Regions from separate parts of the Homo sapiens genome. Here region 1 is linked to region 2. Evidence: chromatin contacts called from ENCODE POLR2A ChIA-PET data. All regions are on one chromosome and are shown on one strand. The core of a region is the stretch at or near the end of the contact, and the rest is flanking DNA. Distances in the headings are between cores, read along the strand shown.

Evidence for each region. ChIA-PET counts read pairs that join two places held with the same protein, here RNA polymerase II (POLR2A).
Region 1: POLR2A ChIA-PET joins it to region 2 with 13 read pairs in A673. The contact joins the enhancer-like site here to the promoter of ZNF619 in region 2. POLR2A ChIA-PET finds 5 or more read pairs at or near these places in 2 of 52 experiments (A673 and WTC11).

The regions. Positions count from the first base shown.
Region 1 is chr3:42,657,701-42,663,603 of GRCh38, reverse strand. It overlaps ZBTB47 (zinc finger and BTB domain containing 47), which reads right to left. Exons shown (of 6, transcript NM_145166.4): 2 at 3,776-5,329; 3 at 1,972-2,119; 4 at 477-592. The coding sequence starts at 5,248. Among named protein-coding and RNA genes, the nearest start is that of ZBTB47-AS1, 6.3 kb to the right of the region's middle. RefSeq lists enhancers at 2,451-3,360, 3,361-4,271. Within about 2 kb of position 3,034, at least 7 of the 41 ENCODE cell types and tissues checked have a DNase peak (open chromatin) inside an H3K27ac peak, as active enhancers do.
Region 2 is chr3:40,475,829-40,481,543 of GRCh38, reverse strand. ZNF619 (zinc finger protein 619) reads right to left here and starts at 4,422. Exons shown (of 5, transcript NM_001145093.4): 1 at 4,187-4,422; 2 at 3,541-3,626. The coding sequence starts at 3,564. RefSeq lists an enhancer at 4,109-4,248.

The DNA.
Region 1 (5,903 bases), core at 1,785-4,284, 2.2 Mb before region 2:
AGCACCCAAGGCTTAGGTGGGGAATGGGGGTCGGAAGTGGGAAAAAGCCAGAGAGTAGAGGGAGCCCCATGCTTAAGGCACGAGGTCCCTCATCCTTCCTCCTGATCAGACGCCCAGCCCCTGCCCCCACCTCCCCACCTGCAGCTCTGTTGTCTCATCTGAGCTCCAGGCCTGGGATGCTCCTGAATCTGCCTCCCCAGAAAGCCTGCTCCTAGGGCTGTAGCCCACACACACTTCCCACCCTGAGTGTGTGGGGCTGGGTTGGGGAAGGAAGGGCAGGATGGGAGTGGGCCAGAGAAGAGTAGGGGCTGGGTGGGAGTGGGAGGCAGGGGCTGCAGACCTCAGAGGGCAGGGCTCTCTCTTTCTGGACACTACATTCCACCCCCTAGCCCTTTGTTTTTCAGCAGCTGCGCTCCCTGATTCCTGCCCCTCCCAGGTGACCCCTCGGGCAGGCCAGGCAGGAGATGGAAGCTCACCTCACATCTGAACGGCTTCTCCCCTGAGTGCTGCAGTGAGTGCACCTTGAGGGACATGCTGCGCTTGAAGGACTTTCCGCAGGTCTCGCAGGTGAAGGGCATGTCCTTGGTGTGGGCTACGAGGTGGGCACCAGGGCCATCATGTTTTACGGGCCTGCCCAAGCACCCCGACGTTGGGCCCAGACCCTGCCTCCTGGGGCAGCCCTGTGCCACCACCCTTCTCTGGGGCTGGCCTTATACTCTGTCCCAGGACCTGTGCTGATTCCCAGGAGAGGCCCCCTGCCTCCATGGCTGGGTCTCCTATCTGCTCTGAAGGTCTGCCTCAGACATGCTGGGGCTCTGTGGTTCTTTAGCCTCTGGTCAAGGGAAGTGGCCAAGGCTGCCTTGCCCCCAAAGCTTCAGGGAAGGATGGAAGGACCCTGGGTGGACCTGGCTTCAGCTCAAATCCCGGCCCGACCACTGGCTTCCCACTCAGTCTCTCTGGACCTCCGCTTCCTCTCCTATAAAAAGGGACTCATAGTGGTCCTGAGCTTCAGGGGTGGTGGGCTTTAGAGGGGACATATGCAGAAAGGCCCTGGTCTCAGGCCCTAGCCAGCAGTCTGGAGGAAGTTAGCTGCACTCCTCCCAGCACCCACGGATGGGTGAGGACTAACAAACTCTTCAAGGATCTGGTAGGTGGCCACTGGAGACAGAAGGCTCACCTTCAAGCTCACAGACACCAGTCCTGGTTTACCCAGCATGCTCCTGGCTGAGACCTAGGCCGCAGGGTCCCAGCTTCCAGTCAGTTCATGCTGGAGGGCCCCCAGCACTGTCTCATGGAGAAAGGGATTAGGACCTGGCCAGGGGCTCACTGTCTGCCTTGGCTACCCCTCCCCCTCAAGGCCCAGACTTGGAGCGGGCAAGGAAGGCAGGGCTGTAGGGACATGAGGCTCTGCCAGGCCCACATACAGCAGGTGGGCAGCCTTGCCTGGGGCAGTGGCGTGGCCAAAACACACAATTGGGGGACCTCCTTACTGTGTCCAGGCATGAACCCTGAGGGGAGGCTGCATTCAGAGAGGCCTGAAGCCCTATGAGGACCAGAAGGTAAGAAAGAATCAGAGGCACAGCTGTCATCAAACTGACACAGGGCCTGTACCAGCCCATACAGCACTTTGTATAATTAGGAAAAGGTATTCTTTTCCCTGGGTGGACACGAGCCCGTGCCAGGATGCACAGCCTGGTTAGCAGTGTGCCAGCTTGATTCCGGTTCCCACCTGCCATCTTGTCCAGGCACCCTTGTGCAATGTGCAGCCTGCCCAACTGTACATGCCAGCCCTGGCCCCAGAGCCTGTCCAGGCTACACCTGCCACTGGAACCAACCTCCCCAGGCCTCCTAGCTGAGAGGGGCCTCCTCACCCCTTCACATTGCCCTTGGATGTGAAGTCTTTCCCATCCACCAGCCAGAAGCTGGTCCATCTCTATCCTCTGGCTCCATCCCCCAGTGGCCCAGACTTACCAACCATGTGCTTACGCACGTGGGCCATGGTGTAGAACTTCTTCTCACAGATCTCGCATGAGAACTTCTTCTCTGCGTAGCCGTGCACAATCTTGTTATGCTCATGGAGGGACCAAAGCTTCTTGAAAGCTTTGCCACATGTCACACACTGCAGAATAAGAGGACTTGAGGCCCTGGGTCCTGAGTCCCCAGGGTCTTGGACTTGGGCAAGCTACTGCCCCCGTCTGGCCTCAGTTTTCCCACTTGAAATATGCTGGAGAGCCCTTGATGCCAACAGCCAGCCAGCTCTGATGTTTCTAAGGTTGGGGATGAAAACTCCTTAAACACCCCCAAACACACAGCCTGGTGTCCTCCTTCATCCTTGAGTTAACTAGGGTCAGGGGTCACCTCTTCCAGGAAATTCCCCACTCTGGGCTCATTTCAACAAGGGCTTCCAAAGGCATCACCCTTTGTCTGTCTATAGAGGTAAGGCAGACAACTAGCTGAAGGGCGCCCTCTGGTATGGAGGCTACACGCAGAGATAACAGGTCCCACAGAGTGAGCCATTATCACTGCTGCCTCCTCCTGCTGGGACCTGTGCCATGACACCATGAATATCGCCAAGAGGATGAGTCCCAGAGGCGTTGGCTGAGGAGGACAGCAGGAGGCTCAAGGTCCCATCAGGCACAGAGAGTGGTGGGGGATCTTGGGGACCATATCCCCCCATTTGTTCTCCTGGACCCTTGTCCTGCCCATCTATGCAGGACACCCCACAGGGATGGAGGCTAGGCCAAGGCTTGGGCAGAAATTGGTCAGGGTACTCAGGTTGGATGGGGCAGAAGCTTCTTTTTCCTTCAGGAGGGAGACTCAGGTGCGCAGCAGTTAGAGCATCAAAGGGCAGCCCAGCAGGCGGGCAAGTGGGCACAGGTACACAAGGGTGGGGCAGGATAGCAGGTGACCCCCGGGTAACACTTTCTCCACAGGGCACTGCAATTAGCAATTAGCGCAGGCAATTAGCACCCACCTACCTGCTACCTTTCCCCCTTCTCCTGGGCCAGAAGAGGTGAAAACCACCCGTGGGAGCCTGGCTGGCCCTGTGCCACCCCACCCTGAGAAGTGAGGCTGGCACAAACAGACTCAGGCTGGCTCAAGGCCCAGCAGCCAGCTCAGCTCCCCTGCTTACCCCAGCAGCCTCTGCTCTTCCCAAATTTCTCACCCAATCCCTTTTTCCCAGGCCCATGGGAGCTGGCATCCCCAAAGAGCTGAAAGTGGGGGCTGCCTCCTGCTGGGCTGCCCCCTCCTCCATACAGCACTTTTGTGGGAAGTGGAGGATGGCATCCCTCTGGGCAAACCCCTCCTCCCATCGTGTGCTCACTTGCTGCAGTGCACAACCTGTGAAACTATACACAGTGGCCCTGCTGGCCTTCCTACAGCCCCCGTGTTTGTTAAAACCCCGTCTGACTCATCCCACCCAGAGTGGCCTGTCTTCTGGCCTTGTCTGCTCAGACAACTCTCCACTCTCATCCTCCCAAGTCCATGTGTCCCCTTTGTCCCTCTGGCCAAGGGTACTGTTTGTTCCAATCCTCTGCACATCTCTTCATGCGCCCAACTCTATCCACCTCTCCCAGGAAGCTCGGCTTGATGTTACCCCTGAGCTCTAACCACCCTGAGAACTGGGCCTGGGCCAGCCTGTCTGGGGGCTAAGTCTGGTCTCCGCAGACCACCTAGGTAATGCAGTCAGCAAGACACTAGGTGCCCAGAGCCCAGTTATGGCCTAGCCCCACCTGGACAGCCTCTGCCCTGCCCCCAGCCACGTGAGGCCCACCTGGATGTTGCGCTCGCAGTCTGTCTGCCTGTGCAGCAGCAGCTCGCTCTCCAGCAGGAAGCGCTTGCCGCACTGGTCGCAGATCTGCATGCGGCTGTGGGTCACATTCATGTGTTTCTCCAGGTACCAGCGGTTGTTGAAAACTCGTGGGCACTTCTGGCATGGATGGTGCTGCTTCTCCTCCAGCTTCACCTTGGCCCCCAGCCCATCAGTGGCTGGCGGCCCTCGGGCCGATGCAGAGGCCACTCCAGGGGGTGGCTTTGGCCTCTTCCCACCCCGCCGCCCAGCTTCTTCAGGTTCAGGGGTACCCCGGCGCCGGGCGTTCTCCCGGGACCGTGTGGCCATGTGACTGTGGGGAGGGGGGTCTGCCCGGCTGCTTCGGCTTCCCCGTGGCCCCTGCTTGCCCCCAGCCTCCCCCTCCTCCCCCTCCTCCTCCTCAGAGCTCTCTTGATCCTGCTCACTAGGCCCTTCCTCCTCTTCCTCCTCCTCTTCCTCTTCCTGCTCACTGTGCCCGTCCTCCTCCTCTTCTTCCTCTTCTCCCTGACTGCCACCCTCTTCCTCCTCCTCCTCCTCCCGTCCACTGCCACCACCTTCCTCTTCCTCTTCTTCCTCCTCCTCCTCCTCGTCGTCCTCCTCCTCCTCGTCCGAGTGTCTCTGCAGCCCGTCCTCCCGGCCCAGAACCACGGTGGCTGGGCTTGGCCCGGCACCTGGCTTCCCCTCTGGCCCCGTGGACACGTGCAGTGTCTGGTTGTTGAGGTTCACCTCCACGATGATCTGGGATTGCTCCCTGCGGCTGTAGGTGCCAGAACCCCCAAGCTCTTCCTCCAACTCTTCTCCACCCTCCAGCTTGCACAAGCTGGCTGGGGGCCCACCGGCCTCCTCGACACCACCCTCCTTCTCCTCCTTAAAGAAGGGCTGGGCTGGCCCAATGGTGGCAGGCACTGTGCCACCAGCAGTCCCTGCCCCGTCCTCAACACGCACCGAGTAAGGGTCAGGGCCCTCGCGGGCATAGATCTTGGGCAGGCCTGGGGTGTCGGCCTCCTGCTTGATGTCACAGTAGTAGGGCGGCGCAGCTGGAGTGCAGCTGGCAGCCGGCTGGGCCAGGGCCACAGTGCCCGGACCTGGTGGGCCTAGAGAGCGGGCGTCCAGCAGCTCTTGGCAGGACGCAGCGATGTCAGCCATCTGCAGCAATGAGGCGGCGCTGAGCACCTCGTGGACGTTGGCCGCGTTGACCAGCAGCTTGGACGTATAGATGAAGTTGAGGATCTGCTGCAGGCCACCAGGTGCCAGTGCCTCCAGGGACAGCTCCACACGCTGCAGCTGCTTGTTCTGGGTGAAGAGTGAGTGGAAGAACTGGCTGTAGGCGGCTAGCACACCCTTGTGTGCCGGAAAGACGCTGCGCTGGGGCACCAGCACCAAGTCCACGTCGCAGAGGTCAGGCTGGAAGAGGCGCTGCTCGTTCAGGCGGCCCATCAAGCAGGCAAAGTGCAGCGCCACGTCCTCCACCAGCGAGAACTCAGCCGCCGGGGAGTCAGTTGTCTTCTCAACCAGCAACTGCGGGGACAGAGGGCACAGGAGTGGGTCAAGGCCAGTGGGCCCCTGCCCGCCCTTCCCCCAGCACCACTCCCAGCATTGCCAGCCATCCAGGAGGCAGCCCATCACTCGTGGCTCCACTTTACAGCAACAGAGCCGAAACTAGCAAGGAAGGGATTCAAGCCTGAGTGAGCTGCCTCAGAGCTCAGGCTCCACTCGTGACCCTCTGAGGCTGAAGATCAGGTCCTGTCACTTTCTGGGCCTCTGGGTCATCTCCTGGGAAATGGGAAAAGTCATCCCAGGAAGGGAAAGGGAAGGAAAGGGGATGAAAGAGAGACCACAGTGACCAACCATCCAGGTTTGCCAGGGACCTGGGCATTTTCTGGGGTGCAGGGCTTTCAGTGCTAGAACCAGGACCATCGCAGGCACACCGGGACCAGGTGGTCACCCCAGGAGGGCCACAGGCATTCCTTCAGCATTTCCTCAGCCCCGTGGATTCTCTCCACATATTCACTCACACATACCAATAAAAGCAAGCTTGCCCAGCCCCAAACACCTCAAGAACAGAAGCCGGGCTCACTGCTCACTGCCCAGT
Region 2 (5,715 bases), core at 3,173-5,672:
CCTCCATCCATCCTGAAGCACGTATCAGGGCCCTCCACCCAGCTTCTTTCTGGTCTTCCTCCTCTACATCTTCTGCTACAGACAGAGGAGTGATTTCATGAGGATAAAGTTCCTTTCATCCTGGATATTTCTCCCCTTTCTATCATCTTGCCTTATCAGAAGCTATTAATAGTTCTCCCTTGAAGGTGATGTGCAGTGTTACTTCTTTGTCTCCTAACACACTTCACTCCAGGACAGGATGGCAATCTCCCATCCTTCTGCAGAAATCTGCCCACTGATCACCTAAGCTCTGTCTGACCTGCCAATGCTGTCCTCTTCATTATGTGTCTCTCTCTTTCTGCTTCCCACTAAAACCACCTCCAGCTTCTCAGGGAAGAAGGACACCATCACAGGTTGTTTAAAGCTTTGTCCTGTGTCAGTTACTTTTAAATCAATTTGCTCAATCATTATAGCACATCTGTGAAATAAGAATTATTATTTCCATTTTCAGATGATGGGAATGAGCAATATTAAGCACTTTGAAATAGACTAAAAGGAGTCCTCTTTGAGTATTTATTACAAGGTTGTATAAGGAAGCAAAAAGTTCAAAATGAACTGACCACTTTTATATAAATTAGTCCCATTAAAACATCTATCTCTGACTCACACTGTAGTCTTTCTCAATTCATCATGTCAACAACCTTCTCTTTGTACTTAAGTCTCTTCTGAGTGAAGAAATCTAACATAGAAGTACTAGAAGATTTGGGCTGGGCACAGTGGCTCATGCCTGTAATCCCAGCACTTTGGGAGGCCGAGGCGGGCAGATCGCGAGGTCAGGAGATCAAGACCATCCTGGCTAACATGCTGAAACCTCATCTCTACTAAAAATACACAAAAAATTAGCCGGGCGTGGTGGCAGGCACCTGTAGTCCCAGCTACTCGGGAGGCTGAGGCTGGAGAATGGCGTGAACCCCGGAGGCAGAGCTTGGAGTGAGCCGAGATTGCACCACTGCACCCCAGCCTGGGCGACAGAGCAAGACTCCGTCTCAAAAAAAAAAAAAAAAAGTACTATGCAGTCATCATTGTAAAGATTGGTTTGGGCAAAAATCATCAATGGATGCTAAATCTAGGAGGAAATTTTGATGAGAAGCAGAATATTTGCATGATCTTAAATGTCTCCTCATAGATTGCTTATTAGTTACAAGAGGAAAACAGTAACTATACAGTAATCAGAATACCCCTTAGCCAGAAAGTTCAAAGGTGGCCGGCATGACTGAGGAACTTTAATTGATTTCAATTTAAATAGGCACATGTAGCTAGGGGGTACCTTCCTGGACAGTGCAGAATAGATACATCTGTTAATACTCTTCTCTTACTTCCTTCAGAGTCAACAACTAGCTGGGAATATGGACCTCAACTTTTCTTGACATTATGCTCTACCTCTCCATACCTCTGAAACATCACTCTAATTATCAGCACATTCTTTGGTTCCTTGTTTTCTGAAACACTTAGCTTCTCCAGATCTTCTCTATCTGTGATCACTCTTCTGTCCTTTACTTGCACTTACTCTTTCTCCATTAAGTGGGGCTATTGACTCCCTTCTATAGGAAGTGGGTTACAGGGGCAGCACAACATAGTGGCAAATGGCACAGATGTTAAGGCTATGGCTCTCAACATGGGGGCAATTCTGTCCCCCAGAGACTATGTGGCAATATCTGGAGACATTTTTAGTTGTCAGAACTGCAGTGTGGTGGTAATGGTAGTGCTACTGGCATCTAGTAGATAGTGGGCCAGGGCCATTTCTGAATATCCTATAATGAACAGGACATCCCCCAAACAAAGAATTATCTGGCCCAAATGTAAATGATGCCAAGGTTGAAAAACCCTGCTCTAAGCTAGACTCCCTAAGTTCAAATAGTATCTCTAATACTCATTAGCTGTTAACTTTGGATGAGACAATTAAACTTTCTGTGCCTCAGTTGCCCCCATTTGTAAAACTGGGATAACAATAGTAATTATCTGAAAGGACTCTTACAAGAATGGCATTAAGTTATTATCTGTAACGCACGAAGATATCACCTGGCACATGATATCATCTAAATCTCAGCACTTACTACAACCACAGATGAGATTGGGGGAACTTCCTAGAAGATTCTAAATGACAAATGTTCCTCTTAGAGATTGTAGCAAAGACTGACAGGTGTGTGTGTACCCCCTTTCTTTCTTAGTATTGGAATCCTAATTTTACTTGAGGTTGCACTCAACCCGGGCAACCAAGTGGGGCCAATGAAATGCAAGTATAAATATTGTTGGGGACTTATGGGAAGGTTCCTAAAAGAGAGAGGTTCATCTTTTTTTGGGCAGCTCCTCTTCTAGCTGGAATGCACACATGATGGCTAGAGATCAAGCAGCCACCTTGGACAATAAAGTGGCCTAGAGCAGGTGAGACACTGCTAGGATGGTAGAGCAGAAAGACAGAGCCTGAGAGCATAATAGGGGAGCTGCCACACTAGCCCTGTATTGACTCTTGATACTTTTGTATGAGAGAGAAGCCTTTACCTCGTTTAATCCACTGTCATTTGGGGTCCTCTTTGGGGAATCTAATCCTAAGTGATTTCTGTACTTCAGGCAAAGCACCAGGAGAGCACAGCATACCCCCACAGCACACTTCCTGACTTGTAGGAATGAATTTTTGCTGAAGTTCTCGAACAGAAGTGGATGGTCCAATATCCACCAAAAGGACACACACATTGTTTTTAAGTCCTTGGGATGGAGCTTTCTCATTACAAGATACATCCATTACATGATAAACTCAGCTTTCTCATTCCATGATCTAGGACACTGGAGAAAAATCCAGTAAAACCATCATCTACCACCAAGAAAACTGGAGGGAAAAGTCCTCCCAATGCTACATGAATTTGTAGCCAAGAAAGGATATAGACTCTCACAGAGGTTAGACTGACGTCTTCGCATTGAGCTAAAGGCACTGGCTTCAGCTCCAAACTCATCATTCCTCCAAAAATACATCTCCCTCATCAATCTACATTTTCCACATGTTTCCAGTTCTGGCTTCACTGTACCTTAACTGAGTGGTCTGCAGGGTAAACTCCTCCCTTGGAAGTGTCTATTTAACCTCAGAAATGGCTTTTCTTTGTGTACTGTGAACGCAGACTAGCACTCCTCAAATTTTAATCTGCCCTTTAATTTTCCAGATCTTGTAAAAATGTAGATTCTGATTTAGGAGATCTGGGGAGGGGGCCTGACATTTTGCCTAACAAGAGCCCTCTGTAATGCAAAAGCTGCTCATCTCCAGGCCACACTTTCAGTTCTCATGAATGCAGATTCCCACTTTCTAGGATAATTCATTCCTTCTTTTCCAACCTACCTGACTCTCCCAAATTCACCTACTCTCGTTCGTCAACTCCCCTCGCATACTGTTTTTACATACTTTATTGAAGGATGTAAAACTAAGCATGAGACTGGCCAAGTCAGGCTACTGGGGCTGTACTGACCTTCCATATCTGTTCTGAGTATGGAAAGCTGAAAGAAAGCTCTGCTCACCTGGAACCACACTGTCTGGAGCATGGCTGATGACCCCTGGCTTCATGCACTGCCCTCTAGGTTTGAAAAAGTAAGAACCTGCGGAGCTAAGAGAGAACCACAATGAGACTGATCTGTCTCGTCTCCTACACTTGCCGCCTCTTCCCCTCTGTCTCCTGCCACTAGCATTGCAGATATTCTTGGCACACTAGCTGCTGTCATTCACCCTCTCCACTGATTCATGGGATGTTGCAAATGCTCCCTCTGCATATTCTCCTATAGATCTGCTTGGTGACACTGGAAACTCTAGAAAGAATATCTGTAAAGTAAGAGTCAAGAACTGCAGTGGATTCGTGGCTGTTTTTTAAAAAAAATTCTTGGCCCCACTATGAATGCATTACTAAACAGTTTGTATTGAATGCTTCTAGTGTTCATGGCAAAAACCCAAAACAAGTCTCTGGAGAGAAAGTAGGATATAACGGGGACCCCTAAACAAACCACAGGCTGCAGGACAAAATATAAGTGGTGACCCAGCCCCGGGTGACAAGGGTAAGACGCTTAATGTCCCAGCGGGTGATGCTGACCGAAGACCTAACCGGGATCTGAACGCTCCACCCTGGGAAGCAGGAGACCCTATAGTCACGGCTCCCATCCTCCCCATGAATACCGCGACCCGAGGACATCAGGCCAGCTCCTCGGAGCAGGAAGGTCGAGGGCGTCTCTGAAGACTGGGGACTGGGCCCAGGCTCTGGCGGCGGCGCGGGCCCCTCGGCGACCTCTGCAAGGGCCCAAAGCCTGACCTCCAGAACAGGTAGCCGAGTCAGGGAAGCCCGGGAAACTCAACCCGAGCGCTCGCAAGGTGGCCAAGACGGAAGCATTAGCTGGCCGGCCGTCGGTCCCTACAGCCTCTCTAGGAAGCCGGGAGGCTGGCCCTTCTCTATGGTTCCCACGAAACGAAACTCCAACCCTTCGCTTCCCTTCTCCACAACCGCTCTGCGCCTGGTTTGTTTGTTTTTTAATTTTAATTTTTTCGTGTGTTTTTTGAAACGGGGGTCTCGCTATGTTGCGCAGGCTGTTCTCGAACTCCTGAGCTCAAGCTGTCCGCCCGCCTCGGCCTCCCAAAGTGCTGGGAATACAGGCGTGAGCCACCGCGCCCGGCCGCTCCTGTTTTTCTTTATTATTTTCTCTTATGTCTTAGTACCCCAACTACATGATAAATTCCTCCATATTTAACAATTTGTAACTTAATTAACTGAATTCCTAATTCCTTACCTAATTACTTAATTCCTAACTTAACCTTCTAATGAATTTATAGCCCCTGTCTCCCACTGAATGACTGTGACCTAAGACCATGGGGTATGGTGTCTCATTGTCTGCGTTCCTGGCTCCACTCTATATGGACTTGCTCAAGTTATACTTAAATCGTTGCCTCAATTTATCAGTTGAGAATGGTAAAAGTTTGTAATTTATAAATTCAGTGAATTAACTGAGTCAATTCATGCAACAGTTTTGTAAACCAAAAATAAAATTCTAAGTCCCCCAACCAACTGAATGGACCACTTCTCTCAGCCAAAACATTCCAAAGAAAACCTGGCAATCTAGTTCAGGCCATGATGGGAAGCAGGGGATCGGACTTGCCTCGTTATGCCCTTGGAATTCAGGCACTACGGACCAGCATTAACATTAAAACAGAGATCTTGAGACTGACTAAAACTTTTTTTTTTTTTTTCCGAGATGGAGTCTTACTCTGTAGCCCAGGCTGGAGTACAGTTTCCCGATCTCGGCTCACTGCAACCTCCGCCTCCCGGGTTCAAGCAATTCTCCTGCCTCAGCCTCCTGAGTAGCTGGGATTACAGGAACGTGCCAACACGCCCGGCTAATTTTTGTATTCTTAGTAGAGACGGGATTTCACCATGTTGACCAGGCTGGTCTTGAACTAGACCTCGTGATCGCCCGCCTCGGCCTCCCAAAGTGCTGGGATTACAGGCGTGAGCCACCACGCCCAGCCCAAAACAAACTCTTTATAGCAATAAGACATCAAATTCTAACCTGACTCTAGTATAGTCTCATGTGACAGATAACAGGCCCTGAAATAAACTGAAGTATTTTACCCTAAAATGTATTTCTTTGACATATTTTGAAATGACCCTGTAAAGCTGTCTTTTGTGAAGAAAATCTACATCCTGTAAAGAATCC